2 separate regions of the Homo sapiens genome follow, and region 1 is linked to region 2. The links are chromatin loops, found by intact Hi-C in ENCODE. Cell type or tissue: HepG2. All regions are shown on one strand. Links, peaks and the distances in the headings refer to the core of each region. The heading gives the core; the rest is flanking DNA. Region 1 has its middle 160 kb from the start of OTOR. Region 2 has its middle 56 kb from the start of OTOR.

Region 1 (15,335 bases), core at 3,573-11,572, 100 kb before region 2:
GAGTTTGAGATCTCAGAACAGTCAGACTGCCTCCTCAAGTGGATCTCTGACCCCCGAGTAGCCTAACTGGGAGGCACCCCCCAGTAGGGGCAGACTGACACCTCACATGGCCAGGTACCCCTCTGAGATGAAACTTCAAGGGGAATGATCAGGCAGCAACGTTTGCTGTTCAACAATATTGCTGTTCTGCAGCCTGTGCTGCTGATACCCAGGCAAACAGGTCTGGAGTGGACCTCCAGCAAACTACAACAGACTTGCAGCTGAGGGTCCTGACTGTTAGAAGGAAAACTAACAAACAGAAAGGACATCCACACCAAAACCCCATCTGTACGTCACCATCATCAAAGACCAAAGGTAGATAAAACCACAAAGATGGGGAAAATAAGAGCAGAAAAGCTGAAAATTCTAAAAATCAGAGCGCCTCTCCCCCTCCAAAGGAACGCAGCTCCTCACCAGCAATGGAACAAAGCTTGATGGAGAATGACTTTGACAAGTTGAGAGAAGAAGGCTTCAGACGATCAAACTTCTCCGAGCTAAAGGAGGAAGTTCAAACCCATTGCAAAGAAGCCAAAAACCTTGAAAAAAGATTAGACGAATGGCTAACTAGAATAACTGGTGTAGAGAAGTCCTTAAATGACCTGATGGAGGTGAAAACCATGGCACGAGAACTACGTGACAAATGCACAAGCTTCAGTAGCTGATTCAATCAGCTGGAAGAAAGGGTATCAGTGATTGAAGATCAAATGAATGAAATGAAGCGAGAAGAGAAGTTTAGAGAAAAAAGAGTAAAAAGAAATGAACAAAGCCTCCAAGAAATATGGGACTATATGAAAAGACCAAATCTATGTCTGATTGGTGTACCTGAAATTGACAGGAAGAATGGAACCAAGTTGGAAAACACTATGCAGGATATTATCTAGGAGAACTTCCCCAACCTAGCAAGGCAGGGCAACATTCAAATTCAGGAAATACAGAGAATGCCACAAAGATACTCCTCGAGAAGAGCAACTCCAAAACACATAATTGTCAGATTCACCAAAGTTGAAATGAAGGAAAAAATGTTAAGGGTAGCCAGAGAGAAAAAGGTCGGGTTACCCACAAAGGGAAGCCCATAAGACTAACAGTGGATCTCTTGGCAGAAACTCTACAAGCCAGAAGAGAGTGGGGGCCAATATTCAACATTCTTAAAGAAAAGAATTTTCAACCAAGAATGTCATATCCAGCCAAACTAAACTTCATAAGTGAAGGAGAAATAAAATCCTTTATAGACAAGCAAATGCTGAGAGATTTTGTAACCACCAGGCCTGCCCTACAAGAGCTTCTGAAGGAAGCACTAAACATGGAAAGGAACAACCGGTACCAGCCACTGCAAAAACATGCCAAATTGTAAAGACCATTGATGCTAGGAAGAAACTGCATCAACTAATGACCAAAATAACCAGCTAACATTATAATGACAGGATCAAATTCACACATAACAATATTAACCTTAAATGTAAATGGGCTAAATGCTCCAATTAAAAGACACAGACTGGCAAATTGGATAAAGAGTCAAGGCCCATCAGTGTGCTGTATTCAGGAGACCCATCTCGTGTGCAGAGACACACATAGGCTCAAAATAAAGGGATGGAGGAAGATCTACCAAGCAAATGGAAAACAAAAAAAAAGGCAGGAGTTGCAATCCTAGTCTCTGATAAAACAGACTTTAAACCAACAAAAATCAAAAGAGACAAAGAAGACTATTACATAATGGTAAAGGGATCAATTCAACAAGAAGAGCTAACTATCCTAAATATATATGCACCCAATACAGGAGCACCTAGATTCATAAAGCAAGTCCTTAGAGACCTACAAAGAGACTTAGACTCCCACACAATAATAATGGGAGACTTTAGCACCCCACTGTCAACATTAGACAAATCAACAGACAGAAAGTTAACAAGGATATCCAAGAATTGAACTCAGCTCTGCACCAAGCAGCCCTAATAGACATCTACAGAACTCTCCACCCCAAATCAACAGAATATACATTCTTCTCAGCACCACATTGCACTTATTCCAAAATTGACCACATAGTTGGAAGTAAAGCACTCCTCAACAAATGTAAAAGAACAGAAATTATAACAAACTGTCTCTCAGACCACAGTGCAATCAAACTACAACTCAGGATTAAGAAACTCACTCAAAACTGCTCAACTACATGGAAACTGAACACCTGCTCCTGAATGACTACTGGGTACATAACGAAACGAAGGCAGAAATAAAGATGTTCTTTGAAACCAATGAGAACAAAGACACAATGTACCAGAATCTCTGGGACACATTTAAAGCAGTGTGTGGAGGGAAATCTACAGCATTAAATGCCCACAAAAGAAAGCAGGAAAGATCTAAAATTGACAACCTAACGTCACAATTAAAAGAACTAGAGAAGCAAGAGCAAATACATTCAAAAGCTAGCAGAAGGCAAGAAACAACTAAGATCAGAGCAGAACTGAAGGAGATAGAGACACAAAAAAACCTTCAAAAACTCAACGAATCCAGGAGCTGGTTTTTTGAAAAGATGAACAAAATTGATACACCACTAACAAGACTAATAAAGACAAAAAGAGAGAAGAATCAAATAGATGCCATAAAAAATGATAAAGGGGATATTACCACCAATCCCAAAGAAATACAAACTACTATCAGAAAATACTATAAACACCTCTATGCCAATAAACTAGAAAATCTAGAAGAAATGGATATATTCCTGGACACATACACCCTTCCAAGACTAAGCCAGTAAGAAGTTGAATCCCTGAATAGACCAATAACAGGCTCTGAAATTGAGGCAATAATTAATAGCCTACCATCAAAAAAAGTCCAGGACCAGACGGATTCACAGCCAAATTCTACGAGAGGTACAAGGAGGAGCTGGTACCATTCCTTCTGAAACTATTCCAATCAATCGAAAAAGAGGGAATCCTCCCTAACTCATTTTATGAGGCCAGCATCATCCTGATACCAAAGCCTGACAGAGACACAATAAAAAAAGAGAATTTTAGACCAATATCCCTGATGAACATTGATGCAAAAATCCTCAATAACATACTGGCAAACCGAATCCAGCAGCACATCAAAAAGCTTATCCACCATGATCATGTGGGCTTCATCCCTGGGATGCAAGGCTGGTTCAACATACACAAATCAATAAACATAATGCAGCATATAAACAGAACCAAAGACAAAAACCACATGATTATCTCAGTAGACGCAGAAAAGGCCTTTGACAAAATTAAACAGCCCTTCATGCTAAAAACTCTCAATAAATTAGGTATCGATGGGACATATCTCAAAATAATAAGAGCTATTTATGACAAACCCACAGCCAATATCATACTGAATGGGCAAAAATTGGAAGCATTCCCTTTGAAAACTGGCACAAGACAGAGATGCCCTCTCTCACCACTCCTATTCAACATAGTGTTGGAAGTTCTGGCCAGGGCAATCAGGCAGGAGAAAGAAATGAAGCGTATTCAATTAGGAAAAGAGGAAGTCAAATTGTCCCTGTTTGTAGTTGACATGATTGTATATCGAGAAAACCCCATCGTCTCAGCGCAAAATCTCCTTAAGCTGATAAGCAACTTCAGCAAAGTCTCAGGATACAAAATCAATGTGCAAAAATCACAAGCATTCCTACACATCAATAACAAACAAACACAGAGCCAAATCATGAGTGAACTCCCATTCACAATTGCTTCAAAGAGAATAAAATACCTAGGAATCCAACTTACAAGGGATGTGAAGGACCTCTTCAAGGAGAACTACAAACCACTGCTCAACGAAATAAAAGAGGATACAAACAAATAGAACATTCCATGTTCATGGATAAGAAGAATCAATATCATGAAAATGGCCATACTGCCCAAGGTAATTTATAGATTCAATGTCATCCCCATCAAGCTATGACTTTCGTCACAGAATTGGAAAAAACTACTTTAAAGTTCACATGGAACCAAAAAAGAGCCTGTGTTGCCAAGACAATCCTAAGCCAAAAGAACAAAGCTGGAGGCATCACACTACCTGACTTCAAACTATACTACAAGGCTACAGTAACCAAAACAGCATGGTACTGGTACCAAAACAAAGATATAGACCAATGGAACAGAACAGAACCCTCAGAAATAATACCACACATCTACAACCATCTGATCTTTGACAAACCTGACAAAAACAAGAAATGGGGAAAGGATTCCCTATTCAATAAATGGTGCTGGGAAAACTGGCTAGCCATATGTAGAAAACTGAAACTGGATCCCTTCCTTACACCTTATACAAAAATTAATTCAAGATGGATTAAGACTTAAATGTTAGACTTAAAACCATAAAAACCCTAGAAGAAAACCTAGACAATACCATTCAGGACATAGGCATGGGCAAGGACTTCATGTCTAAAACACCAAAAGCAATGGCAACAAAAGCCAAAATTGACAAATGAGATCTAATTAAACTAAAGAGCTTCTGCACAGCAAAAGAAACTACCATCAGAGTGAACAGGCAACCTACAGAATGGGAGAAAATTTTTGCAATCTGCTCATCTGACAAAGGGCTAATATCCAGAACATACAAAGAACTCAAACAAATTTATGAGAAAAAAACAAACAACCCCATCAAAAAGTGGGCGGAGGATATGAACAGACACTTCACAAAAGAAGACATTTATGCAGGCAACAAACACATGAAAAAATGCTCATCATCACTGGCCATCAGAGAAATGCAAATCAAAACCACAGTGAGATACCATCTCACACCAGTTAGAATGGCGATCATTAAAAAGTCAGGAAACAACGTGCTGGAGAGGATGTGGAGAAATAGGAACAATTTTACACTGTTCATGGGACGGTAAACTAGTTCAACCATTGTGGAAGACAGTGTGGCAATTCCTCAAGGATCTAGAACTAGAAATACCACCTGACCCAGTCATCCCATTACTGGATATATACCCAAAGGATTATAAATCATGCTGCTATAAAGACACATGCACACATATGTTTATTGTGGCATTATTCACAATAGCAAAGACTTGGAACCAACCAAAATGTCCATCAATGATAGACCGGATTAAGAAAATGTGGCACATATACACCATGGAATACTATACAGCCATAAAAAAGGATGCGTTCATGTCCTTTCTAGGGACATGGATGAAGCTGGAAACCATCATTCTCAGCAATCTATCACAAGGAAAAAGAAACCAAACACCGCATGTTCTCACTCATAGGTGGGAGTTGAACAATGCGAACACTTGGACACAGGAAGGGGAACATCACACACCAGGGCCTGTCGTGGGATGGGGGGAGGGGGGAGGGATAGCATTAGGAGATATACCTAATGTAAATGATGAGTTAATGGGTGCAGCACACCAACATGGCACATGTATACAGATGTAACAAACCTGCACGTTGTGCACATGTACCCTAGAACTTAAAGTATAACAAAAATAAAAATAAAAAATAAAATTTAAAAAAAAGAGTTTAATGAATGAATAACGAGATTTGCTGAGTGGCATGTAAAGAAATGACAAAGTTGGTTATAGACTTTGGGAAAAGCTCCCAGCCATGAGGACTGTATATCCATTCACTGAGCAGATATTTATTCTAAATCTAACTGCATTCCTGGAGCTGGAGCATCCATAGTGAACAAAACCCAGTCCCTGCCATATGGAGAGAACTTTCTAATGGAAGGAGGCAGTAAATAGCTAAATAGACAAAGAAATCACATTTTATGCAGTAATATTGAGTCTGAAGAAAACTAAGGCAGGGTGAGAACAGGAGAAGTCTTATTCGATGTGGTGATTGAAGAAGGCCTTTCTGGATAGGTAACATCCAATCCATGTTTTAGGAATCGGAGTGGACCACTCAGGGATGTAGGGGAGAGCTTTTGAGGCAGAGGGAACAGCGCATGCAAAGGTCCTGAAGTGGAATGGTCCTCAGTGTGTTTGAGAAGCAGCAAGGGCCCCACGGCTGAAGAAGGCTACATCACCCAGGGATTTGGGGGCCATGAGAGAACGTCAGAGTTTATTGAGATGAGAAGCCACTGGGGAATTTTGGGCGGAGGAGCGACATGATCCAGTTCACATCAATCTAGAATGGTGAAAAAGGTTTCCTATTGAAAGAATTTGAGGGAAATACAGACTGGACTCTACCATTTATCCTCAGTTTCAGCAACCTTTCTAAGCCCCTACCATTAATTTATCCGGTTATCCTGCTGTTGATCCCCACAATACTAAGTCACCAGAAAACCTTTCCAACAGATAGATGCTTTCTCAATTCTCCAAAAATACAAAGTATTTCTAACTTCTCAACCTCTGGCAAATTCCCAAAAGCCCAATACAAATCCAAACTTATTGGGAAACTTGATGAAATAATTGAACCAAATAATAGAGTGATAACAATAACTCTCATTATTGAACACTAACTACATTTCAGACATTGAACCAAGCCCTTTATGTTTTATTTAGTACTTATAATCCTAACAACACGCTGATGTGGGTATTACCATTGTCTTCTTATGTTTAGCAAACTGAACCTAAAGCAGATAAACTTGATAAGATCATATAACTAATGAAACTCGTACTTAAAGTTTCTTCTGAGACAGTATCTCATATCACCCTCACTCATAAGCCCTCTGCCACCCCAGCCTTCACTCTACTAAATATGTCAAGGGCTTTGCCTCCAGCAGGGGCCTGAGCTCTTGCTATACTCAGCTGGCTACTCAGCATTCAGGGAAGCCGTTCCTAATTGTCCACTCCAAGGCTCCCCACTCTTCCCAGCCACTCTGAATTCTACCACTTCACTTTACTTTCTTCACAGCACACACCACACCCTTAAATCATCTTGCCATTCATTTCCTAATTCCTGCCTTCCTCCACGAGAACGTAAATGCTGCAAATCCAACACATAGTACATAATCTATAAATATTCATTGACTGAGTGAATGAATGACTGTGCCTGGGTATATCTGACATCAAATCCATGCTTTTCTCACCATATCAAGTTGCCTCCTGGCTTACAGTCTACAAACATTCCCTTTGTCATCTATTGTGGCTAAAAGCAGCAGTAACTATGCTAAAAGCAGCAGTAACTACACACACACACACACACACACACACACACACACACACACACACACATATACAGAGACAGAGAGAGAGAGAGAGAGAGAGGTCTCTCTCATTCTCTAGCCCAGGCTAGAGTGCAGTGGTAGGATCAGTGCTCACTGCAGCCTTGAACTCCTGGGGTCCAGTGATCTTCCTGCCTCAGCCTCCCAAGTAACTAGGACTACAGATGCTCACCACCATGTCTGGCTAAGTTTTTTAAAAATTTTAAATATTTTAGAAAAAACAGCCAGGCGTGGTGGCACATACCTGTAGTCCCAGCTACTCAGGAGGTTGTGGCAGGAGAATCACTTGAACCTCGAAGGCGGACGTTGCAGTGAGCTGAGATCACACCACTGCATTCCAGCCTGGGCGACAGAGCAAGACTCTGTCTCAAAAAAATAAAATTAAATATTGCGTACAGGTGGGATCTCACTATGTTGCCCAGACTGATCTCAAACTTCTGGCCTCAAGTGATCCTTCGGCCTCAGCTTCCCAAAGCACTGGGATTACGGCAACAAAAATGATTTTTGGTGAAGTTTGAGCCAAAATGGCAACATATTGTTTTACTATATATTTAAATGTCCATGTCTATAGAGAACAAGAGTCTAACAGTACAGGAACTGAATAATTGGCAGAATTGGCATTATCGAGGAGCTTTGACTTTTCCAGTTGCAAGGAGCACCCTATCCCCTTACTGAAGATTCATTTATGGTCTTCAAGTCTCCTTATTACATTAGTTCCCTGATGGATAGATTGACTACATCTTTCTTTCAGTTCACCTTAAAGTCACAAGCTGGATTAGGAGACTCAGAGGTCTCCCCAGTATGGAGCTGCCACACGAGGGAGCTCCCACTTCTCACCCCCGTTCGTTGCCAAGCTTTTTCATCCATGGCATCAGATGGATGGACTTATTCAGCCTTCTTTTTTGTCACTTGCTGCTTTGGGGGTACCTCACATACTCGCTGTTCTCTCTGCAGCATCTCCCTCCTTTACCTGCAACACTTTCTTTCCTAAATATTGCCTTCCCTTAGCTTTGCTGAGCTACTCACCCCTTCCCCACATCCAACCTAGTCTTGCTTGGAAACAGAGTGATAGGAGCTTCCTACTTTCCCTCCCTGCACTGTATGCATGAAGCTCTGACAAATCCCAGGGTAGGAAAATATGTGCTGGGTTTCAGAACCACACTGGAAAGAGTTCGTTTGATGTTTTATTTTTGGTATTTTGAATGCATCTATTGATTTGGAGGAGTGAGATTCCACTGGGTGCTCTGACTCCTGCAGAAACCATCTTTCAGCTTGGCAATGATAGATTTCTTTTCCTCCCTGAAGTCTGTCACATATAAGCTTCAAATATAAATTGAATGTCATAACACTAGGTATTTGGTATGCTTACCAAGTGCCATGTTCTGTGTTTATTTACTTCTCACAGCAACCTCGTAAAATACGATTTATTATTCCGATTTCATACTTGAGAACACGAACCAAGAAAGATTACACAACCTGTCTGTGATGTCTCCCTCTAAGTCTCTTTCTTTCTCCAAATCATATAAAAATGAACAATGTAAATTTATAAAAACCAGTCTCCAGGCTCCTGGTCTTTCTCCCACCTCACCCTCTCTCTCCAGCCACACTACCCCAATTTGGAACTATCCCAGTTCCCAAATCCTTATTAAAAATTCACATTTCAGATGGGTATCACATTGCAACTTCTCTTGCATATCAAAAAGGGAGTTCGAGTAGCCAAGTGGAATACAGATGAAGAAGGCAGCTTTCTAGTTATCAGATGGAAGTTTTTTTAATGCATTTTTCAAAATTTTTAATTATGAAACATTTCAAGCGTGCAGACTACCACTTCTCTGTGAACATACACACACCATTACCATGACCAGACCATCACCACCAGAGGTAACTACTATCTGGAAAGTAGTACATCTATTTCCTATTACAAGGTTTTGTGCTTTCTAATATACATACATACACACACACACATGCAGCACCCACATATAAAACCACAACTGTGTGTGTATTATATATATGTATATAATTGCATAATATACTGCCATATAGGCATAAGCAGTATAAGAAGCCTTCATTTTTGTCACTTGCCCCTTTGGAGGTAGCTCACATATATAGGCATAAGCAGTATATCATGCTACTTTGCATATACTATACACACACACACACACACCCCACTTGTGTGTGTGTATACATATATATGTATATATATAAGCGTATATATGTGTATATATATGTGTACATATATGTGTGTGTGTATATATATATATCTATATAGTTTGTTTGTTTGTTTGTTTTGAGACAGGGTCTCCCTCTGTCACCCAGGCTGGAGTGCAGTGGCGCGATCTCAGCTCACCACAAGCTCCGCCTCTCAGGTTCACGCCATTCTCCTGTCTCAGTCTCCCGAGTAGCTGGGACTACAGGCGCCTGCCAACACGCCCCGCTAATTTTTTGTAGTTTTAGTAGAGATGGGGTTTCACCGTATTAGCCAGCATGGTCTCCTGAACTCGTGATCCACCCGCCTCGGCCTCCCAAAGTGCTGGGATTACAGGCGTGAGCCACCACGCCCAGCCGTGTGTATATATATATTTTACATATACAAAAGATATATTGTATATATAAAGTAGCATGATATACAACTTATGCCTATATAGCACTATATAATGCTACTTTATATACACAATTATATTTATGTAATATACAGAGATATATGGACATTAGCAACATATACTATTTTGTGTTTGAAATTTTACATACATTGTATCACACTGTATTTATGTATCCTGTTGCACCTGTCTTTCTTTTTATTTTATTTTATTTTATTTTATTTTTGAGACAGGTTCTCACTCTGTCTTCCAGGCTGGAGTGCGGTGTTGCAATATTTGCTCACTGCAATCTCAAACTCCTGGGCTCAAGTGATTCAAGTGATCCTTCCACCTCAGCCTTCTGAGTAGCTGGGACTACAGGCACATGCCATCATGACTGGCTGTTTTTTATTTTTTATTTTTTATAGCAACAGGGTCAGAGTTTTTTGCCCAGACTGGTCTCAAACTCCTGGCCTCAAGTGATCCTCCTGCCTCGGCCTCCCAAGGTACTAGAATTATGGTGTGAGCCACTGCACCTGGCCCCTGTTGCAACTTTCTTTTGCTTTTTTTTACACATTATGTTTTTGAGACTTATTTTACTGTACATATAGCTCTACTTATTCATTCACTCTGCTTTCGTATGGGCATAGTGATAACTGCCATTTATGAAGTGCTTTCTGTGTATCAGGCACTATTTAAGCATTTAAGTGCATTCCTTTATTTAATCCTTGAAACAGTGTTACATGGGAAGCATGTACATTTACAGGTGGAGGAAGTTGGGGAGTGCAATGGGGCAGTGATTCCCCCAAGGTCATAGAGCTAGTAATTGTCTCATCTGGAGTCTGACTCCAAAGCCCAAGATCTAATTCGTAGGCCATCCTGCCCATTCCACAGGCTATTTGTCCATTCATTCCACTATGTAGACTCACTTGGCATTGAGGTAGACTTTCAGAGGAGGAAGAAAACAGCAGTTAGTACTCCTGAGTTGTCCACTGTCATCTGCACCACTCCACACACACCCAAAAGACAGTGGGTCACTTGAGTGAAAAGCTATGGGTAACTCAAGCTGTAAAACAAAAGTTGAAAGCTGACAGCTATAGTCAGACCTCGAAATTTTTTCTTCGTTAATCTGAAATTGTGTGTAGGGTGGATGCTGGAATCAGGGGCCCACCAGGTGTCAGGGCAGTTGGGGCCCCACTGTCCGGGAGCCGGCATTTTGGTCATAGAGCTCACAGAATGATCAGGGTTGCACAAATAAGGGGTGTGCTATGCATGGTGTGCCTGCCACAAAGGAGGGCAAAATGAAGAGAGAAGATGAATTACATCACTGATTTTCCTCTTGCAGCCTCTGTCCCTGCTGTCTCAGTGTCTTTACTGAATTGCAAGCTGCTTCTCGAGGGCTGGAGCTGTGTCCATGTCAGCTCATCCTTGGCATTTTATTAACACCTGTCCTTGCCACGCATGTAGAGGTCACTTGATTAATCCTGATAAGTTTCCATAGTGTCTTGGCAGTTCGGGGTAACAGATAACAGAAATTCAGTTTGGAAAGTTTAAAGACAGAGGAAAATTTATTAACTCATGAAATGAAGAAAAACGAACAACATAAGTAACTGTACAGGCAGAAACACAGCTGGGCATTAGGAAAATCTGGAACCATTAACTTAAAGTCTCACCTCTGCTCTTCTCTATAGTTTTCATCATTGCCTCTTGATAAAATAAGAGCCTCCCTCCAAATGGGATTAATTACAGAACTCACTTCCTTGGGTGGTTTTGAGGATTAAATGAGTTAATACATATAAAGCCACTAGCATTGTGTTTCATACATAGTAAGTGCTCAATAGAGGTTCACTAGTGTTTGCTATTATTGTTATAAATGAAACAATTTTTATAATGATGATGCCTGGGTGACCAATTTTGTGCTTTATGCGTTTTATATTTTTTGTGTGTGTTTATTTATTATCTGTCTCCCCACATCTACCAGATTCTAACTGCCTACCACGAAAGAAGACACATCATCTTCTCTATTCAGTGCCATAGCCTCAGAGTCTAGGACAGTGCCCGACGCAGAGGAGCCCTCAGCTTCAGAAAGTAGAGCAAGATTGTCTCATCCTTCTTGTTAAGAAGTCCAAAAATCACAGAGAAGGGTCTGACTGGCCCAACGTGGGTCAGGTGCCCACCCTTAGACCAATCAACTGAGGCCAGAAGGACAGAGGTATGCTGTATAAAACACCTGCTTCTCGTTAGCTGTAATGAGAGGAGGAAGAGAAGCTGGAGCCAGACAATCCAATTGACATCCACTATGATTCATGAGAATCCTTTTTAACACCAAATTAGAAACTGGTCATTTATCTATAGTGACCATCTTAAGCTTTCAAAATACCCATAATAACCTTGTAATCTCAAAGTTGAGACATTCTTATGTTACTTGTGAAATTGTTATATACAGTTTTGGGAGACAAAAAATAACATTGAAGAATAAATACATAAAATTTAGTTTGCAATAAAAATGCCACCTGAGGAAAACTATTTTGCCAATCCAGATCTCAGTTCTTCAGTCCCCGCTTGTCTTCCAGTTCTCTGTCGTTGTAGTGATTCATTCCCCTACCTCCCCCATGGGCCTGGGATGGCTTTTTTGAGACAGGGTTGACAGGGTCTCACTCTGTCACCCAGGCTAGAGTGCAGTGGCACAACCATAGCTCACTGCAGCCTCAGCCTCCTGGGCTTAAGCAATCCTCCTGCCTCAGCCTCCCATGTAGCTAGGACTACAGACACACACCATCATCCCCAGCTAAGTTTTTAAATTTAAATTAAATTAAATTAAATTTAATTTTTGAGACAGGGTCTCTCTGTGTCACCCATGCTGGAGTGCAGTGGCTGTATCACAGCTCACTGCAGCCTCTACCTTCTGGGCTCAAGTGATCCTCCCACCTCAATCTCCCGAGTAGCTGGGACTACAGGCACATGCCACCATGCCCAGCTAATTTTCATTTTGTTTTTTTCTAGAGGCGAGGTCTCACCACGTTGCCTAGCCTGATCTCAAGCTCTTGGGCTCAAGCGACCCACCCGATTGGGCCTCTCAAAGTGCTGGGATTACAGGTGTGAGCCACTGCACCTGGCCTGGGATGACTTTAAGAGATGGTTCCCCATCTCATTTTATGTACATCTTCCCTGGTAGCCAGGGTAGGATGCATCACAATAGTGGCGCAGTACCTAATTAGCTAAGGAAGAACAGAGTGGAAATCGGTTGATTGTCACCAAGTGGCTTGTCCCACCTGGGGAGCAAAAGAGTGGGGAGCAGGATGCCAGGAAGTTGGATTATACTGTCCCTAAAATAAGAGGACCTCCAAAAACCTCTCTACCTGTTTGGGGTACCCTGTAGATGTTTCTCACAAGAGAAATCCCTTGGCCTCTCAGATTGAAAATGTTCTAAACATACTGGCCAGTATTATACCCTCTCCCTTTACTGTCCTTTGTGGATGTATTTGAGGATAGGAGAGTGTGGTTTTTGAACCCAGCTTCATTTCAGTATCAACAGAGGACTTTTAGAAAATACAGGCTCCTGAGCTTTCCCCCAGACCTATTTAATCCAAACCTCAGGTACAGGGGGCCCTAGAATCCTGTTTCTCAATAGCTCCCTGAGTGACTCTATGCAACAGGGGTTCAGAAATGGTCCTTGACTAGGAATCAAGATGTCACGTTCTAGTCTCATTCTGTCACTCACCTTATTTTTCCTCTTGGTGCCTCAACTCTTCTATCATAAAATGAAGAGTCAAATGAGCCACCTCAAAGATTTCTTTGATGCCAGTAAATAATCCAGCCTATGTATAGATTTTCCAGGATAGAGAGCAGGCAAATTCTTCTGCTATTGCCTAAAGATCGCAGATCCACCCTGAGGCAGGCAGATAAAAAGGCACTAAATTTAGTGCTATCAGAACAGAGATTCAGCTATGAGGTCTTCAGAAGCCATAGCTGACTTTCATGCACCGAAAGGACATGCTGCTCCCCTGGACGTGAGCCCACAGAGGCTACAACATCTTTGTGTTGGTCCCAGCCCTGGAAGGCACATCAGGAAGCTCTCTGGGGACTGTCATTTGTTATGTGATTTCCTTTACTCATCTCTGTATCTTGCTTTTCTTTACTAATATTCCTGAATTCATGGCAACTCTCTTTATTGATGGTGCAAAACCCTCGTCTTGTTTTATTAAATCTCCTCTTGTCCTACTTCGCCAGTTTCATTTCCCTATCCCACCTCATAGGCAAACATGCTAATGGTTTGACATCCATCCTTTTGTTTGTATGTGTTCTTGTAAAATGCAAGAAATGTTTTTATGTTTATATAAATGGAGTTGGGCTTATAAGTCTCATTTTACACAGCATTATATTTGTAAGCTCCCTGTGTGGCTGGAGGCACCTCCAGGCCTCTGCTCCCAGAAGCCGGCATGATCGTGTTTTTCATCCGTCCCGTGGTGGGCATGTGGATGATCTCTAAACCACTGCCCCACCAACACCACAGACAATGCTGCAGGGGCATCTTTCCTGTTTCCTGTGGACCTTGGGGACAGTTTATTTGGGACCTATGACCCAGAGTGGAATTGCTGAGTTATGTGATAGGAATGTACTTCTGTTTTCAGAGTACTTCTGTTTTCAGAGTCCTGACAGATTGCCCTTCAGAAGTGCAGTCTCCTTACAGCACATGCCATCCCTGCTTTCCTCCTCAATGAAAATATCACTCCCACCCCCATAAAGTGCAGGAAATTCCACCAATAGAAATCCCTTTAGGTCATAAAGTCTTTTAGCCTTTCAAGGGTTCTTCTAACAAAACTCAAATATCCCTCTGTATGAAACACAAGACATGTTTTTCTTCTCTTTGGGTTTTTATGAAGATCACATAAATAACTCATCAGAAATGCCAAGCCCAAGTGTCTGGCACATTCATGGGGCTCAATACATTTTGATTTCTTTCTTTGAATACAGGAACTGCCAAAAAAACCCAGTTATTAACAACACCTGGGAAGGGAGAGGAATTGAGAGAGGGTGAGGAGTAGCTGCCTATAGGGCATAGCTGCTGGAGGAAGGAGGAGTCTGGAATAGCAGAGTTGTCCTCACCCTCAGGAGTGTTCCCTGGGCCAGGCCCCACCTGAGACCCCAGGTCACCTTGAGTGCAATGAGAATCACTTGGAGGGCTTATGACAACACAGGAGGCTGGGCCTACAAAGAGTTCCTGATTCAGGAGGTCTGGATGGGCCTGAGAATCTGCCCTTCTGACAAGTTCCAAAGTGATGCTGCTGCTACAGCTGCCACGGATGGGGGACCATGCTGCACTGCCTAAATCTTCATTTAACTCAGAGACTCTCTTTATGTCTTCTCTGGATTTTCCTTAGAAATAATTCACTCTGACAGGACAGACAGAAGATAATTTCAGGCATCCAGAGTGAGGCAGATGCAAACCTCAATGATAGGAGGAACAAGCCAGGATATGCCCTGGATAAGATTTCATTTGATAGATTCTTTTATATGAAACCTTAGCAAATGGATTTGTACTTTTAGATTTTAGGCTGGATGGGGAAATTCATTTCCCTTGCGTCTGCTGAGCCTATA
Region 2 (15,335 bases), core at 3,810-11,809:
TAAGAATTATCACAGCATTTCTATGGGACAAAGCTACCTCTTACTACGTGGCAGTTGAGAGGTACAGGGATTATCAAACTCTTCTTTTCTTTCAGTAAAAAAAGTTTCCTGTTTATAGATTTCTGCCCAAAAGTGGCTTTCTTATTTTGCAGAGATGATAATACTAACCTCATAGAGCATGACAAAGCTTAAATTAGCTCTTGAAATTATAGTCCTTTATACACTGAAAGCCATGGGTTTATGATGGCAAAGACAGCCTCTCAAACATTTACAAACTCTCTTTGTGTTTCAATCAATTCAACAGGAATGTCCTAAGCATGTCAGACATTACACAGATGATGAAAAAGTGTAAAACACACTTCTTCACTTACAGATATTGGATGCTAGTTTAAAGATACAGAAGACATACAAAAGGGAAATTATCAGAAGAAAGTAATTTTCAGTAGGCATAGGGCAAACTGAAATTTGATTCTTGCAACCTCTGATGTTCTTGGAGACAGCAAGTGGAAGATATTCCTGATACAAAATAAAGGAAATATGGCCAGTGCCCACAGCCTGAAGGTGGGCTAGAGTCACGTTCATCCTGTGGGCCCTGGCCACATTTCCTTGCGTGAAGGTGGGCTAGAGTGTTTTGAATGTTGTGTCCTAGGACTTAGCCATTCAGATTTCATTAGATAACATGTGGTTCACTTACCTGCACTTAGGCAATAGCTAGAAACATGCTTCAGATTCATGCTTGGGTTGATCCCCATCTCCAGTGGTTTCTAGTCCTATCTGGCTTACTTTGAACTTCCCCAATACGGGACCTACACCAGCTGTGAAGGATGCCCAATTTTAATCTTCTGGATGGTATAACTAGCTCAAAATGATCACGGGTGAGCCTCATAAAGAACTTATCCTGAAGGCACATACACCTTTAACAAGGGCCAAAAAAATAACCCACAACCTATCTTACATTTTCCAGGCCACTGACAATACTAACAGTGGTGAATTTCCACTCCAGCATCAGCAAGTCCCTGACATCGAGAGTTTCACAGCAAGGTAAATCTAATTAAATTAGCTCTAGAAGACACCTCTGAATAACCAGCGGAATAAAAGTACAGAGCCCTACATCTTAATCACTGAAACAGGTATTTGTGGTTCACAATATTTGGTAGATGAATCACTCCGTTTTTTTTTCCTTAAAACAAATTAAGCTGAGCACCCAGCTTCTGCTCACCAAAGACAATGAGATATCCAATATCAGACCTTAACTGAGGCTCCCCCGCCCCCTCTATTAGATCATAAAAAACCCAGAGCTGATTTATATGACATCAAGAAAATAAGAAAGGAGTCTGGCTCAGGAAAACCACAAGGCCATTCCTCACAAGTGTCTTCCCCACTGACCACAGGCTGGACTGCTGAGGACCCACTGCTTCCAGAAACCACAGTAATTAATGTCCAGCCATCAAAGGCATCCACACTGACACCCTCTTCTCTTCTTGGGTCCTGCCATCCCAGGAGAGCCTGAGGGCCCAGAGTTCAGGTTTTCTGTGTGTTCTAAAGTACTTTTATTTCATCCTAAAGATGAGGAGGCCATCTTCTCTCTCTGAGATGATTCAGCTGAACTTCCAAGTGAAACCAAATTCCCTATTAAACAGAATATACTCAATATTAAAAGGCTGCCTTCTTTATGAAATAATTTTGTAATCCTCAAACCAATTGCGTATAAGGAAGAAGTTCTATTGGATGTGAGAATGCTCAGGTTAGACAGTTGGAAGAATATTAGGAAAGCAGTGGCTGGAAGACACAGCCATCAGAAAAGGCAGCAGAATTTCCTCTGGAAATTCTATCGAACATTAGGAATAACTGGGTGGGGTTGTCTTTTAATGAGGTCCTGACCCAGAGATGAATACAGATACATTGCATTTCTGAGATTTCTGTGGCTCCTTCTTTCGTTCCCTTCCGCATGGAATTGCCACATCATGAACATCCCACTTCTTAAATGTCTCTCACATACATTACTTCATGTCTGTTATTATTGCTGGTATTGCTGGGTTATTTCTTCTTATCTCTTATCCATCCGATTTTCAAGAACTTCCAAACTATTCTTTCTGTTACTAATCACCAACCTCCAGCATAACCAGTTCTTAGACAATTGATCCTTACTTCACCAGTATAAATTTCTTCAAGGGAAATGTTGACTTTATCAGTCTGCTGTTCACAAACTTTCAGTGACTCCTTTAACCAGCTGAATTAAATGCAAATTTCTGAGCTCTGTGTTTAGGATTTCTCTCTCTCTCCACCCCAATACTGTGTGTGTGTACACATGCACACATGCATGCATTTGATATATGACACCTTACTTACACACATGCACATGCATGCACGTGTGTGCACACACACAATGCAAGACCAAAGAGTCATGCAATAAAATCTGAATGTTAAAACTATTTGCAAAAAAAAAAAAGAAAAAAGCTTTTTCAAAGCCCCAGTGGTACTATGCAAAAAATAACAATGTGTCAAATATGATTCTGGACACAAGTAGCCCGTAGTCTACTGTGGTTAAGGAAACAGCTTGCCATGACCAATCAAAGGGAGAATTGATTCACCTCAGCTCTTGAGCTTTTAGTGGTCTGCATCTCAAATTCTATTTGTCTGTTTTAAATGGGCCCTGATCTCCGTGATCCATTGTCATCCTCCACTGCTCTGCCAGGAGCTGGAAAGATGAGCAGCCCGGCTTTGTGCCAGCTCTTTTGGCTGAGTGAGAGTGGTGGGATAGAATGCTGGAGAAGACCAGCTTCAGAGGCCACAGTTCCCAGCTTCGAATTACATGTAAAATTGTTTCCAAAGGATGCTTTCTTTTGAATATGAATTTCTAAAAGCTGACTTTTAAAATCATTTCTAAGTACCAAAAGAATTAATTTGTCACTCTAAATTTGTATTTGCTTTGGTTTCTCTTGCATTTCATCTTTTCTTCGTATATCTACTACCTCCGTCTTGCTCTATTTCTGCCCCTTAGATGTATCTGCCTGCAGCAAATGTACTTAGAAATGTATTTCCACAGACAGAGCCTGCAGGAAACTCAACAAAGTGAGTCGAGAAATGAGAGAAAACCTATATTGATCTCCCCTCCCCATCAGTGTCTCTCATTTGGATTCTGTTGCAACGTTGTGTTATTGCCTGGGAATGACAAGGTTTGCTGAGCAAAGAATTCTGAAATTAGTTCAAAGGCATTTCTACTTCTCTTCCTATTTTACAGAATGAAACCATAAATAAATTGAGCCCCATATTCAAACTAATCAATGAACACCAACCATCTCTTTAATGTTTCTGCTGTAAACTTTTAAAAGTAATAAAAAGACAAAACCACTTCCTGAAATGAGATGGAGGGAAAAGGGCAAGAGGAATATTGTCATATAGCTAATGAGGTAGTCCCCTCGATCCAAAACCCAACTGCCGAAATCAGATAGATTCTGTGGAGGAGGTGTTGCAGGTGAAGATTGGTAAATCCAAGAACAGAAGCAGGATGGCTCACAGCATCCATGGCCACCAGGAACATCTTTACTTAGAGTCAGTAGAACTCTCCAAGAGTAAGAGCTGCATTCTTGGGGATGAAGACTTGATCTGCCCACTCATCCGTCTCACTGTGCCTAAGGCAAACCCCTTGCCTGCATGTTTCATGGATCTAGCAAATTAATTTCTTCCTCTGCCTTCTTCCCTCTTCCTCTCAGAAAGCAACCAACCTCAGGGGTGGAGGGAACTAATATCTCCTGAGCACCTACACTGCAGGGCCAGGAACTAGCCCAGGATTCTTCTTGAATATTATTTCAGTCTGTCTCCATAATAACTCTGGGAGATGGAAGTGCTGTCCTATGGCACTGCAAGGAAATGGGGCTCAAGAGATTTATTTCATTGCCCAGGGTCACCCAGAAGGGAAGTGGCAGGCTAGGATGTGAACACACATCTTCGACTGGGTTTCCTGAAAGGCAGTTCCTGAGGCAAGCACTTGGGAACAAGTAGGTTTATTTGGAAGGTGATTCCAGGAAGCAGGAGGGAAGAGAAAGAGGAGAGAATGAGGCAGGGAGGGTGGAAATGGCCACTGAAGCAAGATTAATGAGTGATGACTGCTATGGGCAACAGAGTCTCAAGCCAGCTCTGTGGAAGGGTGTGGACTGCACCCAGAACTGGAAGGCTGGGGAATATCGCCACAAACCCTATGGGTTGGCAGCTGCTGCCCCAAGGGGTGTCATTTCACCCTCTGGGGGTGCAGGGGAAAATCCCCACATGCTGAAAAATGTCAGCATGCTGAGGACTGACTGCCACAGGCACTGGCAAACTCAGGTGGTGTTACAGAATCGGCAGGCACGGATGCTTGCTGTGCCATAACAGCCCAATACAGCAGGGATGGCAGCAGAGAAAGAGTTCAGTGATTGCAGGGAGGCCAGGCCAGGGGACGGGAGGGGGCCCTCAAACCCATCTCCCCATGGAGGTCTTGGCTGGGGTTTTTAAGGGGATTATGGGGGCAAGGGCCTAGAAAACTGGGGTTGCTGTTTGGTTGTGATAACAGGAGTGAAATAATCAGGATGTGGAAACTACATTCTTTGGTGAGTCAGCTCCTCGTGGGGTCCTTCAGATTCATTGGCGTCAGTAGTTTCACGAGTTTGCAGGACCTGAAAGAATATCTCAAATAGAAAACTTAACCTTTTGTTGTTATCTATAGAGCAGTTAAGAGGAGCGAAAATCTTTTTTTTTTTTCCCAGGCTGGAGTGCAATGGCATGATGTCAGCTCACTGCAAGCTCCACCTCCGGGGTTCACGCCATTCTCCTGCCTCAGCTTCCCCAGTGCTGGGACTACAGGTGCCCGCCACCACGTCCGGCTAATTTTTGTATTTTTAATAGAGACAGGTTTCACCATGTTAGTCAGGATGGTCTCTATCTCCTGACCTCGTGATCTGCCCGCCTTGGCCTCCCAAAGTGCTGGGATTACAGGCGTGAGCCACCGCCCCCGGCAAGAGGAGCTAAAATCTTATGATAGGGTTTACATGATTCTAGGACAACAGGAAAACAACTACGAGGAAGCCGGGCAGAAGGCAAGCTGACCTACTGATTAGTGCTGAGTGTGCTGCAAGCTTGGTTTATCGTTGTTCCCTTCTTCCTTGATTGATTTTATAAAGCTTACAGGGATGCTTTCAGCAGGACCAGGGGTGCGGGTTAAAACACCCTGGTCATCTGCCACATCAGCTGTGCCTCCAGTGCCCACGGGGTCTGCCCCAAGCTTGTCTCCCACAGTCCTGTCGCCTCCTGATCACACACCAGTGGTGCTTCTTGCTCCACCCTGACTACAGCAAATGCTCCTTCCAAGATGGTCACTTGCAACTCAAACCACCAGAACATCGGAATGTCAGGCTCTGTGTGAGAGAGTTTGAAGGTTTAAAGGGAGTGGTTCTCAAAGAGGCATCCCACACCAGTAACATCAGCATTACCGGAACGTGTCAGACATGCAGATTCTCAGGCTCCTGCTGCATCAAAGCGCTGGGAGTGGAGAACTGTTATCTGAAGTTTAACAAGCTCTGAAGGTGATTCTGATGCACACTTAAGTTTGAGAACTACTGAGAGCAGTCTCTGGTGTTTCCCATAGAAATTTGCACTTAAAGATAGCAACTTAGAAACTTTTCTGAAAATTTAAATGGTTTTAATAGAAAGAGGAAGGGAGGAAGGAAAGAAGGAAGGAAGGAAGGGAGGGAGGGAACAAGGAAAGAAAAGGAACTCATTTGACCATTAAATATAAATCTTGTGTTTGTCATATTTTTGTAGAAAAGAGGTTCTTAACCTGCGGAATCACAAACCTCTCCTGCCACCATGGGTTTCTGAACAGAATTAAGAGAATTCATGAGGGAGAAGCACATTTTTATTTTCACTAAACTCTACTGAAATGTAACATTTTGTTCAATTTGAGTGTAGGTTGATAAACCACAGCAGTACTGGCCATTCCCATGATTTTGTCACCAATAAAACCACAGATATATGCAGATGCATTAGAGTTGTTGCAAATATCTAAAATATTACTTAACTCCTCACTACCTCAATCTTATTTAATGTATTAATTTAAAAAACAAAAAACACATGTATAAGAAAGACAAGGGAAAGATGGGGAGGATAAGAGGGGAGAAGCAGGGAGGGAAGGCAATCCACAGCATAAAGGGAGGAAATACTATGTATTCAGAGTAGTTCCTTTAAGAGAGCTGAACGCAAAAGCAAATGAGAAGTGGGAGGGCCAGGAGGAGGAGAGGGAGGGGGAGCAAGATTCAGCCTAAAGGAATAGGCTCAAGGAAAATCACATTCCTGTGCAAGTAGGTACTGAACATGGACACATACATCTCAGTCAACAATGGTGTGTTAAGTGCTTTCTCTGTTCCAGGCAGGATGCTAAGACCTAGGGAGAAAATGGTAAAACTGGACCCTTTTCTCAAACTCACTTTAAGCTCATCAAACCAGAACAAATATTTTCATCAAGCAAATATGGATCAACCATCTATATGCAAGTACTACTCATGATTATTAAAGATGAGGTCCTGGGACTCACAAAGTATACACTCTAGTTGATCGGTCAAGGCATAAAACAATTCAAAATTACAGGGGGTATCGATGAGCCAGGAAGATGTTAACAAGTTCCTAATCAGCATCCAGACCAGAGCTGTGACAGGGCTGGGGAATGTCGAAGTCAGCCTAGGGAGGTGCCACTTAACCTAGGGGGGCAGTAGGACCTCAAGTTTGGAAAAAGGTGATTAGACCAGCACGGCTGAAACAAAAGGGACATGTAGGACCGTGGAAGTGCTTGCTTAGAAGATTAAACCAGAGCCAAGACTGATGAGGTTCCAACGGCCAGGCTAAATCTAAAGTCCCATTAGCCACAAAGATTAATTTAGAATTAGTGTTTCTTTTCATACAAGGATGCCATTGATACAGAATCAAAAGCGGTTAAACTGTTTTCAATTCCCCTACATGACAAATACTTAATGTAACTAAAAAAATAATACTGCCAGTGGTAGTGTTCATCAGTCATACATATATATAATACATATAAATAGTAAATAATATTAAATAAAATATTAAAATAATAGTAATATATTTTATACAAATATTTTATATATATATATATTTAGAGACAGAGTCTCACTCTGTGGCCCAGGCTGGAATGCAGTGGCAGAATCATAGCTAACTGCAGCCTCGACCTCCTGGGCTCAAGCAATCCTCCCACCTCAGCCTTCCTAGCAGTTAAGACTACAGGCTCATGCCACCATGCACAGATAATTTTTTTTTTTTTGTAGAAACAGGGTCTTGCTATGTTGCCCAAACTGGTCTTGAATTCCTGACCTCGAGCGATCCTCTCACCTCAGTCTCCCAAACTGCTGGACTACAGGCATAAGCCACCGCGCTCGGCTGTTTCTATTCTTTATTCTTCCTTCTTTCCCCACATTATCTGATTGTCTGATAAAGTCAGCTTCAGAAGGTCTGGTGACCATCTATTTAGTTGCAAGCGCCATTCCTCGGTCAGTTGCGAGCTTGGGGCGCCCTCTAGAGGACTAATGAAATACGCCGGCTTGGGGCAGCTTTAAATTTGGGCTGCACAGAGGAATAATCCGGGGAGCTTTAAAAACTCCTGCTGCTGGGCCCCACACTTACAGATGGAAATTTAATGGTTCTGCAGTGTGGCTTGGGCATCAGAGTTTTCTAAAGATCACCCAGATTTATAATAATTCTTGGAATCAGAGAGTGTTGGCCCTCCAAATTTGTTGTTCTTTTTTCAGTGTTCTGGCTGTTCCAGGTCTTTGGCATCGCCATATAATATTAGAATTAGCATATCAATTTCCAAAAGAAAATGCCTGCTGAAGGCTGGATCAGTAAGTCTTTTGCCCTCCCTTCTGCAGCCTTCTGCCTGCTGGTGCCAAGCTGCAGAAGGGAGGACTTACCGATCCAGGAAGATGAGGAGAGATGAGAGAAGAGATGAGAGCCAAGGGAGGATGGATAAAAACAGCCAGCAAAGCAAAAGGCGGCTGGGACTAGGTGAGGGGAGGGACGACAAAGGAAAATAGTATTGCTTGCCATTCCATTGCAAAATTGATTCTATTGCTGTCTTCTGAACTCCCCTGAAATGACCCCACAAAGTGCACAATGCTCATCAATGCTTTCAGCCAGTGGACTTCAGGCAAAATTCAAAGGGGGTGTTGTTTCACGCATCCTAGGGCAAAGCAGAGACTGGAAGTATAAGAAGCCTGGAGACTGAGAAGGCCCTGTGAACATAAGCCTCCCAAAATTCTTAGCCAATCTTTTAGATTGGGTCTTGGACATTGATGAGCCATGGCATTGATGGCCAAGCTAGTTTACCTAGATCTCTGGAAGGCAGGATAGAAGACAATTTGATGAATGACCCATACCAGGGCATTGAACTTTCCTCTCCCATACACACATGAGATTCCTCTTCTGCAGATGAAGAAAGAGCCACCACCCTTTCTCGGCTGGCAGTGGGTAGGAGGGGAGTGAGTGTGAGTTAGCCAGAGTAAGGCTGGAGATATGAAATCAGCAGAAGGCACAGGGATTCCCTTGAAGAAGGCAGAGAAATGAAAATCCAGAGGAAAAATTAGTGAGCCCAAATCAGCACAGCAAAAAGGATTCACATGAAGAACAGGAAACAAAGAAAGAAAAATCAGAAAAGAATATGACTGTGCTCCAGAACTGATATCAGTTGGTAGTGATATCATTACATTTCATATTTCACAGCAACTGTAAATTAGAAGGGATTGATTATTTTCAAGTGCGGGGACATCAATATGGGAGGGAAATATACACATTCTAAGGCATTGCTAATGGTTCTGGACAATTAGGAACAGAGACTTCACAATATTTAGCCGCTAATAATCATAATTATATTCCAGGTGGTTGGGCACTACGTTTTGGAGATGACGCAATTTCTCAGAACAGATTTCCCAGAGAACAAGCTACATAAATAATATTATATAATATTTCATGATACTAGGGAAATGACATCATGTTTAAGACAGCTCCATGGCTGTGAAGTATTGCTCAGAGAACCACTTCTGTAAATTTGGTGAAATAGATTCAGTCTGTGGGCATTGGAGGGTGTACGACTGGGGTCAGGGCCAAGTCTCACAGTAACTTGAAGTTCGTGGCTAGGAATTTTGCTCTTTATGTAAAGAGCAACGAGAGCAGTGGAAAAGTTTCCTTCCGGAAAAAGCTTGACCTCATTTATAGCTGGAAATCCAGGGGTGCTCTCCAGCCTGGAGGTCCGATGCGGAGAGGGCAGCGCTCGCTGCTGCAGGCGGTGCCAATAAACAGTGATTGTTTCCCCTCTGCAGTTTTGAGATCATCCTTTCTTTTGTTTTTCTTGTTTCCCTGCCTAGGTCTGATCAGAAGTTCATTTTGAATTGTATTAAGACTTAGAGATGGTCTTCCTCTCTCTATTGTCTTCTTCTCACCATTAGCTTAAGTGAAAAATTAAACTGATGTAAGTCACCTGTGTGTATTGCAGACCCTGAAGCCTCAAATTTAAGCCGTCAGTGTGCAACATGTGTTAGTGGCGGCATCTCCTGGCGGAAGGTGGTATTGACTTGCTTGTTCTCTAAAACAGCAGTTATCAAGCTTTTTGTTCATAAGATCCCTGTATACTGTTAAAAATTATCGAGGGCCGTAAAGAATTTCTGTGCAAATGGGCCATATCTATCGATATTTATAGAATTACAAATTGAAGCAGAAAATTTTAGTATTTTCTTATGTATTAAAATAACAATAAACCTGTTACATATTAGGGTGAATAACATATATTATTAAAAGTAGCGTTGCTTTCCAAACAATAAGATGCATTGTCTTAAAATCCTGCATATCTATAGCATAGGGCTTAATAAAAGACATCTGGGTTCTCATATATGCTTCTACATTAAATCTAAATATGTTGTTTCTGTTGATTACATGAAGAAAATTTCAACCTCCACAAATATATAGCCTTTTCAAATAATTGTAGATATTCTTTCTGGATACTACAACAAAACTTGACGAGTGATAGTTTCTTGAAGTTGAGCTGCACTGTGAAATCTGCAAATGTGTCAGTGAACTTTTTCTTCACAGTTACATTAAAATCTATTGGTTTCTCTTCCACTTTGCATAGATATTTACCAGTGCATGATTTTGTAACCTTACTTCTCAGGAAAATATGGGCTACTGAGTTATGTAGACCTCCCAAGTGTTAACGTACTACATTACATTGTGCAATCAAAAATGTGTTTAGTGGCCGGGCGCGGTGGCTCACGCCTGTAATCCCAGCACTTTGGGAGGCCAAGGCGGGTGGATCACAAGGTCAGGAGATTGAGACCACCTGGCTAACACAGTGAAACCCCGTCTGTACTAAAAATACACACACACACACACACACACACACACACACACACACACACACACACACAAAAAGCCGGGCGTGGTGGCGGGCGCCTGTAGTCCCAGCTACTCTGGAGGCTGAGGCAGGAGAATGGCGTGAACCCGGGAGGCGGAGCTTGCAGTGAGCTGAGATTGTGCCACTGCACTCCAGCCTGGGCGACAGAGCGAGACTCTGTCTCAAAAAAAAAAAAAATGTGTGTAGTAATTTCATCACTAATCATATCAGAAAAGTCTTTAAGTGAAGAAAATGTCAAGCTCACTGTGGTGAATACACATTTCCTACAATTCTAGTTTTTGCTTGAAAGTTCGTATTTTTTCACCAAGTACCAACTGGTTTTCCTCGAAATGACACATTCATTCTGATTATTTTTTAGAAAACACCCAACACCCAAATCTGAATAACCTTACTTTATCTGTCAGTTATTTCAAGTAAAAATAGCATTCCACCAAAAAAAAAGTGATTACAACCCTCACAACCCTAACAACCAGACAAGAGTTTTTCCTCTGAATGAATGTTGTACTTTGGTGTACAGCAGAAGTGCTCTCTGCACACTTCCCATTTCATCATGCAGATAATTTAAAAGATACATATTTATGGACCAATATTTAATAAAATTAATAGCTTTTACCACTTCTTCAAGAAAATTTGTCAGTTTCACTGACAAATTTAAAACCCAGTCAAGACACCTCAACGATGAACTCTCCAAACCCTTGATTATTGTTGTATCCATTACAGTTTGGGGTAAGAACAGAACCCACCCTGCTTATTTTAAGCAGGGAAGGATTTAATACAGACATTTACAAAGTCACTGCTGAACCTAAAGGAGCACATTCTGGGCTGGGCTTCAGGAATCATCAGCTGTTGGAACATTGCAGAAGCGACCCACCAGGGAAACTACCGGCCCAGAGACCACCCCTGGAGTTCTCCCAAATTCGAGAAGCCACTGGTGTCTATGGGGCCAGAAAACTCAGTAGTCTTTTGGCAAGATGCTTCAGAATCTCCTTGTTTCCCAACAGATTCAGCCAACACGTATGCAGGAAGATGCTTTCACCTCATTCCTATGATCCAAACATCATGTGAGTCAATCTAATCACAAAGCTTAAGTTGCTTCCAGAACTCTAACGGCAAAGAAATCTGAAAAATACAGTGTTTGGCTTTCAAACCTCTCAAACTTAGAAGGAAGGTTAAACGAAGATTGAGCAAGTCAATTCATTGTTCTAGATGTACTCAACAGTAATTTTCTCACAAAAGTCAGTGGTAACAAATGGCCGATTACCACTTTTTATCCAAATGATGGAGGCTGTTTCTAGAAAATATATACAGAGATTTCTATTTTACGCTCTAACCATTGGTTTTCAGCAAACCATGCCAATTGCAGGTTGTAAACCCAGAAAGAAAGGCAGGGGAGACAGGGACTGGGCAGGTTTATCATACTCAGAGAGAATCTGACTTGTCCTGATGAGAAACCAGGACCTTTCTCCGGGCATCCCTAGGAGGGCACAATAGAGATACCACCACTATGTTCTAGTATCTCTGTTAAAGCCTCTCCTTCTGGTCCACTGAACAGTGCTTCTGTCAAGCCAGTAATTCTCAAAACTTGCTATTGTGTTAAGAATGTGGTTAAAATGCGTAGTGTCCTGAGCTTATTTTGATTTTGTATGTCCAAGAGATAATGATTCAACATACCTAAGACAGAATCTAGAATTCCTTAAAAATTTATCTTTTTAAAACATTTCTGTCTTTTTATTTATTTATGTAACAGTTTACCTCAGGACATTCAGATGTAGCTGGTTTACTGATCACAGTATGATAAACATTGTTTTAAGACATCAGGTCCTAATCTGTTCATTCAGACTTGCCAGGAGACAATTTATTAAGATGAAATAAAGTCCCTGACACCTTGTGATCAGTTAGTTGTGCCCGGAGTGGACCAACACAGCCGGAGCAACGCAGCAAGGCTGAGTGGTGGTAAATTCTTCCATCACTTTAAAGCTAAAGAAGCCATTTCCCACTGAAATCCAGCTAAAAGTCATATACTGTTCTAGTTTATCACAAAATTGTTGTTTTTGTTTTGTTTCCATTAATTCTTTTTGGTTAGATTTTATTTGGGCATATAATGTGAAACAACAATCTGCTTTCTCACCCTATGCTACTTCATTCTTGATTTGTGATGTTTCCTTTATCCTATTTTGAGCATTTTTTTTAAATTAGGGTGTCTTTTGGGACTCATTATTTTTTATTGAGCTGTTCGTCAGGGTTCCAACCAGAGAAATGCTATTCTAATCTTAATAGCTATCCAGTTTATTTTTATATTAGAAGGAGGAGCACATTATTCTCATTGTTTTGTCTCTTTAAAACTGTACTGGCTCTTTTCACTAATTGCTTCTTTTTTATTCCAGATGAGCTTGTGCAGTAAATCCATATTGATTTTTCATTCTCTTGATTTATTATTTTATATCAGGTCTAACAGACTTCTCAGGCTTTTTATTTATTCCTTCTGTCCCCTTACTTAGAATTGCTACTCATGTTATCAGATCATTGTAGGTGTGTGGTGTTATCTCTGGGTTCTCTATTCTCTTCCATTGGTCTATGTGTCTGTTTTTGTACCACTACCATGCTGTTTTGGTTACTGTAGCCCTGTAGTATAGTTTGAAGTTGGGTAGCATGATGCCTCCAGCTTTGTTCTTTTTGCTTAGGATTGTCTTGGCTATTCAGGCTCTTATTTGGTTCCGTATGAATTTTAAAATAATTTTTCCAGTTCTGTGAAGAATGTCAACAGTAAGTTTAATGGAAATAGCACAGAATCTATGAAGTGCTTTGAGAATAATGGCCATTTTCATGATATTGATTCTTTAACAATATTGATTCTTCCTATCCATGAGCATAGAATGTTTTTCCATTTGTTTGTGTCCTCTCTGATTTCTTTGAGCAGTGGTTTGTAGTTCTTCTTGTAGAGATCTTTCACTTCGCCTGTTAGCTATATTCCTTGGTGTTTTATTCTTTCTGTGGCAATTGTGAATGCGAGTTCATTTGTGATTTGGCTCTTGTCTTGACTGTTGGTGGTATAGGAATGCTAGAGATTTTTGCACATTGATTTTGTATCCTGAGACTTTGCCGGAGTTGCTTATCAGCTTAAGACACTTTTGGACTGAGACAATGGGGTCTGGGCAATACCATTCAGGACATAGGCATGGGCAAAGATTTTATGACAAAGACACCAAAAGCAAAGCAAAAATTGATAAATGGTATCTAATTAAACTAAAGAGCTTCTGCACAGCAAAAGAAACTATCAATAGAGTAAACAGACAACCTACAGAATGTAAGAAAATTTTTGCAAACTATGCATCTGACAAAGGTCTAATATCCAGCATCTATAAGGAACTTAAATTTATGAGAAACAAACAAACAACCCCATTAAACAGTGGGCAAAGGACATGAACAGACACTTTTCAAAGGAAGACATACATGCAGCCAACAAGCATATAAAAAAAGGTCAGCATCACTGGTCATTAGAGAAATGCATATCAAAACCATAGTGAGACACCATTTCACACCAGTCAGAATGGCTATTAATAAAAAGTCAAAAAATAACATGCTGGTGAGGTTGTAAAGAAAAAGGAATGCTTATATATTGTTGGAGGGAGTGTAAATTCATTCAACCATTGTGGAAGACAGTGTGGTGATTCCTCAAAAACCTAAAGACAGAAATACCAGTCAACCCAAAAATCCCATTACTTATATATCCAAAGGACTATAAATTGTTCTATTATAAAGACGCATGCACGCATATGTGCATTGCTGTGCTATTCACAATAGCAAAGACATGGAATGCTCATCAATGATAGACTGGATAAAGAAAATGTGGTATATATATACCATGGAATACTATGTAGTCATAAGAAAGAATGAGATCCTGCCCTTGATAGGGACACGGATGGAACTGGAGGCCATTATCCTTGGCAAGTGAAGGCAGGAACAGAAAATCAGATAAGTCATGTTCTTACTTATAAGTGGGAGCTGAGTGATGAGAACACATGGACACATAGAAGGGAACAACACATACTAGGGCCTATAGGAAAATAAAGGGTGAGAGAAGGGAGAGGATCATGAAAAATAACTAATGGATACTAGGCTGAACACCTGGGTGAAGAAACAATCAGTACAATAAACCCCCATGACACACATTTACCTATGTAACAAACCTGCACATCCTGCATATGTACCCCGAACTTCAAATATTTATTCTGGCTAAATTTATACTGCTTGATTAAGTGACATTATCACTAAATAAGCATTTACTCATCTCAGTGTTCAATAGCATTTGCTAAAGAAGGAAAGAAAAATAAATTAAAATATATAAAAAATTTTGTTACAATTAGGGTGAGTTTTATTGTTATTAGAGATTAATGAACACAAATTTTGGAAATGAATATATTCATGATCTTGATTATAATGATGGTTTCATGAATGTATGCATGTGTCAACATTTATCGAATTATCCATTAAATATATGTGTTTTACTGTATGTCAACTACGTCTCAATAAAGCAGTTAAAATTTTAAAACTATGTTTATCTCTTTTTTATCTTCTAAAAACAAAATTATCTATTTTGTCTTCAGTAGAACAAAGGAAGTTAAAATTAGCTCCATAACATCATGTAGATTATGCCTTTCTCTGCCCCATATTGACACTGCTTAAATATTCAAGCGTACCTATGTATGCTGACACCACAAATCACCAGAGAAACTTTAAATCAATCTGCAACCCATAGATCACGCATAAGCTCAGCAAATTGCAAGAAAACACATTGGGAGTTGTCCAAATCAATCTGGGCCATCTATACTGCATATTCATACACCTAAGCAATATACACAAACACAGCAGATGGATTTTGAAGTGTGTGTTT

What was found. Peaks named below come from ENCODE experiments on the same cell type or tissue, not always from the same donor. Only the 100,000 strongest peaks of a DNase experiment are listed, where the experiment ranks them.
Region 1: it touches region 2 in a loop (20-fold over the local background); 2 of 110 quality-filtered maps call a loop at or near these places.

The regions. Positions count from the first base shown.
Region 1 is chr20:16,897,589-16,912,923 of GRCh38, reverse strand. No RefSeq gene overlaps it. Among named protein-coding and RNA genes, the nearest start is that of OTOR, 160 kb to the right of the region's middle. In HepG2, for the core only: a CTCF peak has its summit at 7,973 (motif pointing right); no DNase peak of the experiment used is centred there.
Region 2 is chr20:16,796,359-16,811,693 of GRCh38, reverse strand. No RefSeq gene overlaps it. Among named protein-coding and RNA genes, the nearest start is that of OTOR, 56 kb to the right of the region's middle. In HepG2, for the core only: CTCF peaks have their summits at 7,550 (motif pointing left) and 9,576 (motif pointing left); DNase peaks (open chromatin) are centred at 7,523 and 9,563; H3K27me3 peaks cover 2,886 bases.